Regions from separate parts of the Homo sapiens genome. Here region 1 is linked to region 2. The links are chromatin contacts, found by Hi-C in ENCODE. All regions are on one chromosome and are shown on one strand. Each heading gives the region's core, a stretch centred on a gene start or an enhancer-like site at or near the end of the contact. The rest is flanking DNA. Distances are from core to core; before and after follow the strand shown. Region 1 holds the start of NBDY (negative regulator of P-body association). Region 2 holds the start of PHF8 (PHD finger protein 8).

What was found. A loop is a pair of places that touch in the nucleus more often than their neighbours do. Pooled maps may share reads with other maps.
Region 1: a map of naive thymus-derived CD4-positive, alpha-beta T cell shows a loop between it and region 2 (14-fold over the local background). The contact joins the promoter of NBDY here to the promoter of PHF8 in region 2. A Hi-C loop is called at or near these places in 1 of 168 maps with a recorded cell type or tissue (naive thymus-derived CD4-positive, alpha-beta T cell), 1 of 37 single-sample maps with no recorded cell type and 8 of 50 pooled maps.

Annotation. Positions count from the first base shown.
Region 1 is chrX:56,727,625-56,730,611 of GRCh38, forward strand. NBDY (negative regulator of P-body association) reads left to right here and starts at 1,619. Exons shown (of 3, transcript NM_001348129.2): 1 at 1,619-1,965. The coding sequence starts at 1,730. The coding sequence ends at 1,936. RefSeq lists an enhancer at 1,660-1,739.
Region 2 is chrX:54,043,164-54,045,937 of GRCh38, forward strand. It overlaps PHF8 (PHD finger protein 8), which reads right to left and starts at 1,310. Exons shown (of 22, transcript NM_015107.3): 1 at 599-1,310. RefSeq lists enhancers at 982-1,231, 1,442-1,901 and a silencer at 1,252-1,421.

The DNA.
Region 1 (2,987 bases), core at 369-2,868, 2.7 Mb after region 2:
TTTTGGTTATCACAACTTGAGGAGTAGGGAGTAGTACTGGCATATAGTTGGTAGAGGCTTAGCTTAGGACATTGCTAAACGGTAAACTCTGGCAACCACTACAAAGATTGATTTGGCCTCAAATGTCAATAGCACCAAGATTGAGAAACTCTGGGTTAGAATCTTCTTCGCTGACTTTGACCACTCTTTCTCAGCCTTTGCAGCAGACTTCTTTTCTTCTATCTGTCTCTAATTACTCAATATTCTGTTTTTAGCTCAATTATTTTTCCTTTAGATTTTCTCTTGGGGATATAATCCATTCCCTTGTCTTTAACTATCACCTCTATGTTGCTGTCTCCCACATCAGTATGTCTAGTTCCAACTACTCTTCTAGCTCTAAAATATTGCCTCTCTCAATGCCTCCCTCACATCTTTTCATTAAGCTACAGCTACATCTGACTTTTCTGTCTTTATTAGTAGCATTTGGCACAAAACCACGGGGTCATTTATTTCCCAAATATTTACTGAGTACCTAATTTGTGTAAAGGGCTGTGCTGGTTACTTGGAGGAAGGTAGAAGGGTGGAGATAAGAGATAGTTATAGTAGTAAATGCTTTACATGTATTATCCCTGGTTATGGAAACACCTTTGCAAGGAAAAAATTATGGCCTAGAAACCAAAGTTCCAAGAATTTAAATAATTACTCAAAGAGCTCAGAGCTTGTAAACAGCAGAGTTTAACAGGCACTTCTACTCTGGCATTAAGGACTAAGCTCTCTCCATTTAAAAAAACAAAAAACAAACAAAAAGCACTGAGAACAAAGCTGAAGAAGTGTGATCTAGTTTGTCCATAGCTAAAGGGAGATGGATGTGTAGGCTATTTTAATAATGAAGGTCTAAGAAGTTCCAGAAGCCTTTTCTTCTGAGACACGTGGTACTTTCTTCTGGTTACCATAAATCATAGAATATAACATATCATCACTAGTAAGATGGGTCATTATTTTCCATACCTACAAGAAAGAAAAAAAAAAGCTGCCAACTAAAGTATAGTGTACCATCAATTGTTAGGTCGCAGAGATTTCCTAGATATTCAAATTTGGGGAAAAACATAATAAGCCTTCAAAAATTACAAATTTGCTTAAAAAATAAAGAAAAAATGATCTTAGATTCTATGACATACGGTGAATTCATTTTCCACATTCAATTTCCATGGTTTGTGCTAGTGTGCTATTCTGCACTCTAGTCAACTTACATGTTTGCATATTGCTTTTTAAATGTTTGTAGCTAGTTTCACAGCTCTGTGATGTGCATCTGCAGCTGGCTTGTAAAGCTCTTCAATAATTTATTTGGTTACCGCCCACCCCCGCGTCCCTCCCACACATATAAGCCATTCAGAGTTTACCACTTAAAGGTAAACTTGAATTTCTTCTCATCTTAAAATTGCATAAATTATATTAAATTCTCAATAAATTTATTTACATTTAGTGGGGGTGGGGCGCGATGGAAAAACACTATATTAAATAACGACATCGGTTTTTAACACCCATCCTAATAGAAACATTAAAATAGAATGGGGTAGGGAGGAGGGGTGGAGGCGGAGAAGGGATGTACGTCTCAGGATACAGGAAATACGGTAAGAGCGAAACAGGAGGAAGCCAGCTCTGTGCCTGGAGGGGACTCGCCGCCATCTCAGGTCTCTTGGCTTTGCCAGGGCCCACCGGAGAAAACTGACGACCCGTTTCTGTAATCCTTATGGGAGACCAACCTTGTGCCTCCGGGAGATCCACTCTCCCACCTGGAAACGCACGGGAAGCCAAGCCTCCAAAAAAGCGCTGCCTCCTCGCTCCGCGTTGGGATTATCCGGAAGGAACTCCCAACGGAGGTAGTACCACTCTACCCTCCGCACCTCCTCCTGCATCAGCCGGCCTGAAGTCGCACCCTCCTCCTCCGGAGAAGTAGAGAAATAAATTTCTCCCACCCTAAACCAGGTCAGATTCTTTCTCATCTAGGACATCTAGGCTCTTTGAAACTTATTTATGCATTCTCACAAATTTCCTTCCCCTTTTCCCTGTTCTTTCCATGATTTCAAAATAGAAAAAATAACATGCAGGGATTAAGCAGCTCTTTCACAAAATATGCTTGAATGAAATGATGGATATTTAACGACATTAAATAATTATTTGTAATATTTTAGATGAAATAATTGTAGTTATATTTTCTAAGAAATAGACTTGAATCTTTTGATTTGCTTGAAAGTAAGTCATTGGTGCCAAGGTGGAGGGAAAGTGTAATAAAAATGCTCATGAGTTGATAATTTAAAGCTGGGTGATGTATATGTAGGGATTTATTATATTATTCTCTCTACTTTTGCGTGCATTGGAAAATTTTTTTGTTAAAAAAAAAAAGGCTGGTTCAAGGCCAATAAAAAGCATCTGTTGAAGGCCAGCCTTCAGAAGTGTATGTCTTTCTCTGTGTAAGGCAGGAGAGTTGAATTTTTTTTTTTAAAGCTACAATGTGATAGTCAAATCCAAGTGCCATAATGTTTGCTTGTTCAAGGTATTCAGGAAGGGTGGAGGATGGACCAAGTCACTGCCTGGTAGTAATCATGAGCCATCAAAAAGGAGGAGTAGGGGGGCGGACGCGGTGGCTCACGCCTATTATCCTAGCACTTTGGGATGCCGAGGTGAGCAGATCAGGTCAGGAGTTCGAGACCAGCGTGGCCAACACGGTGAAACCCCGTCTCTACTAAAGTTACAAAAATTAGCCAGGCGTGATGGTGGACGCCTGTAATCTCAGCAACTCGGGAGGCTAAGGCAGGACAATCATTTGAACCTGGAAGGCAGAGGTTGCAGTGAGCCGAGATCGCGCCATTGCTCTCCAGCCTGGGCGACAATAGCAAAAAACTACGTCTCAAAAAAAAAAAAAAAAAAAAAAAAAAAAAAAAAGGAAGGAGGAACTTTGGGTGGGCCTTAAAGGTTGAGTGACATCTGCCATGTGGAGGGGCAGGGAA
Region 2 (2,774 bases), core at 60-2,559:
GACCCCTGTTTCACAGGGCTCCCTCTATTATGACGCAAACCACAGCGTCAAAAATGAGGCTGGGGGTATCTCAAGACAAGACCCTCCTCTCACCACCTGAAATAGGGCCAACCAGAGAGAGATAAGGGATCCCTGAAAGTCTCTTCAGGTTACTCAAAGCCTTCACGAACAAGACAGACAAGACTAGGCGCCCAACTCAAATCACAGTTCTGGGGTCGTGTTCGGAGAGTTTAAATAATCCTTTCCATCACTCTCAATATCATTCCTTCCCCGACCAGTCAGGAGTCTCATCACCCCCAAAACTGAAATAAATATAAATCTCTAAACTGACCAGCTCGTTCTGTACTTTAAAGATGACAGGGTTCTGGCTGCATCCCTGAAACTCAAAAGGATCTATTCAAAACCCCTCAAACTGACTAGAATTTCCTCACACTCCCGAAACTAAGCAAGGATTCTTTTGCATCGCTCGGAAACTGGCAGCGTTTCCTTGCAGCCCCCCCTCAAACTGATGAGAGCTCCCTAGTCTCCCCAAATGTTCAGGTACCTCACAGTATATCCTAAAACTGACAGTAATAGCCTCGCAGCCCCCAAAACTTACAGGAATCTTAACGCTTCCCCAACTGACAGGAACCTCCTCACGCCCCAAACCTGACAAGAACGTCTTCAGTCCAGAATCCTACAGGGACCTCCTCATGCTTTGGGCTGCAAGGACTCCACGCCCGCGGAGCTCAGCCCCAGCGACACGCCGGCAGCCGGGCTAGCTCCGGGACTGCGAAGCGCCTCAGCGGAGGCTCGTCCGGTAGTTCCGGCCCCTACGGCGACGCGCGTCGAATTCTGGGATAGTCCCCGTACCGCCGGGAACCTCGCTCGCCTTCCCCTCGAGCCCCCCGCTGGGTCGCGCGGCGCCAGCCGCTCAACGGTGCTTCAGAGCAGCCTCCTCCACAACATTCCCCTCGGCCCGGCCGTTCGGGCCTACTGGAGACCGCGGCTTGGGCCTAGTCTGGCGGCCGCCCGGCGAACGGGCAAGTGGCGTCGTCGCTGGGCCGGCAGGAGATACTCGCGAGCAAACCAACGGGGAAAGAGATGAACCGGCCGCCACGTCCGAGGCACACGGCCCGAAAAGTCGCTGGGAGAAGCCCAGTGGCGGTGGTAGGCAATTCGGAGTAGTCAATAAAGTTTATTCAAAACAATGAGGAAGTTGAGGCGGAGAGGGGAGGAGAAATACGGGATAAACAGCTACCATGTTGAGAGTGGCGGCGCTACCCAGACAACCAAGGCGACCGCCATCTTATGAGGGCTGGACTCGCGAGGTGAGCGCGGCGGAGGCGGGGAACCGCGAGCCGCCGGCTCCCGGGTGACGTCATCGGGGGGGCGGGGCGCCACCTTGAGAAAGGAGGGCGGTTCTCAGCCACCTTTGGACCCGCTCGTCTCTTTAAGGTGCCCAATCGCCGCTGAAGACCTTGAGCCCAGAGGCGGAGAAGCCGCCATCTTAGGCGAGGCAGACGTTTGGCTCCATTTTGAGTGGGGCCCGAAACTTCCTAGCCTTCCCCCTCCTCCGGGCAAACAGGGAGTTCAGCTACCCCGACTCGCACACTCCTCCTCCCCAGCCTTCTCCTCCTATGAGAGGAGGTGAACTCGGTGACTCCAAACTACAAAATTAATAGGTGGCGGCGGGGGCGGGCTTCAGCCGGGGTAGAGGCGGAGTACTCACCGCGGCTCCTGTTCATTGAGCACCTTCGATAGGCTGGGCTCTTTCCCACGGTCTCTGCGTTGTTGGTTCTTCCCCCTGTGAAGGAAGCTCTGTGATTATCACCAAATGAAGGCAGGGGCTTCGAGAAGCCAAGTGACTTGAGTCCCGGAGCAGGGACGTTGAACCTTGTGCCCTGTGCTACCCGCGTTCTGTCCCCAGGCCCTCAGTGTAGTTCCTCTGTAAAGCTGCTGCCAACTCCACAACTCCCTCTGAACTCTTCTTTGACCCTACTGTTTCACTTCAGTTCAAATACAGTTCAAGGATTTGTTTGCACCTGTCCCACAATTTTCTGACTATAGCCTGAGGGGAGGGGAGAGGAGGGGGGATGAGAGGAAAGGCTGAGTTAGTGGAGCTTTGCTGAGTTAGTGGAGCTTCGTACATATGCTTCAAGATGGCCTAGGTTTTCTCAAACATTCTAGAAAATTCTCTAGGAGTTATCTTACTATTTCATTTTCTTAAAGGGTCCCATTGCTTTAAAAAGGAAATGTGTGCGTGCACACAATTTACTAACCAGTGATGGTGGGGTAGGCCCTGGGGATGCAATGGTGAAAACAGGGCCTCTGGAGTGGGAGGGCATCTGCCAGTGCAGGAAACAAAGTTGCGAGTAAACAATTGGAATAGAAGGCACAGTAAGCACACAAATACCACCTGCAAAATGACCTTTGCAAAATGCAACATGAAGCTACAAAAGAGCCTTACAAGCTGCTTGCAGCTGCTGTAAGAAAGACGGCAGGGGGACATGGACGATTAAGTTCACTTAAATAAACAAGCGAGAACATTGTACTCAAAAGGATCAACGTGTACAAATGCATGGAGGCACATAGAAAAATATTTACTAGAAGTTGAATATTGTTGGAACAAGGAAAACAGAAGAGAGATAGGTAGGAGGTCAAACAGTAAAGGGTCACAACATGAAAGATTGCGAAATGCAAAAGAGTTTAGATTGTATGCAGTTAGCAAAAAGAAAACACAGGTTTTTGAGCAGGGGTAGCTTAGTCTCATATTTGTGACTTACCCAGAGGAT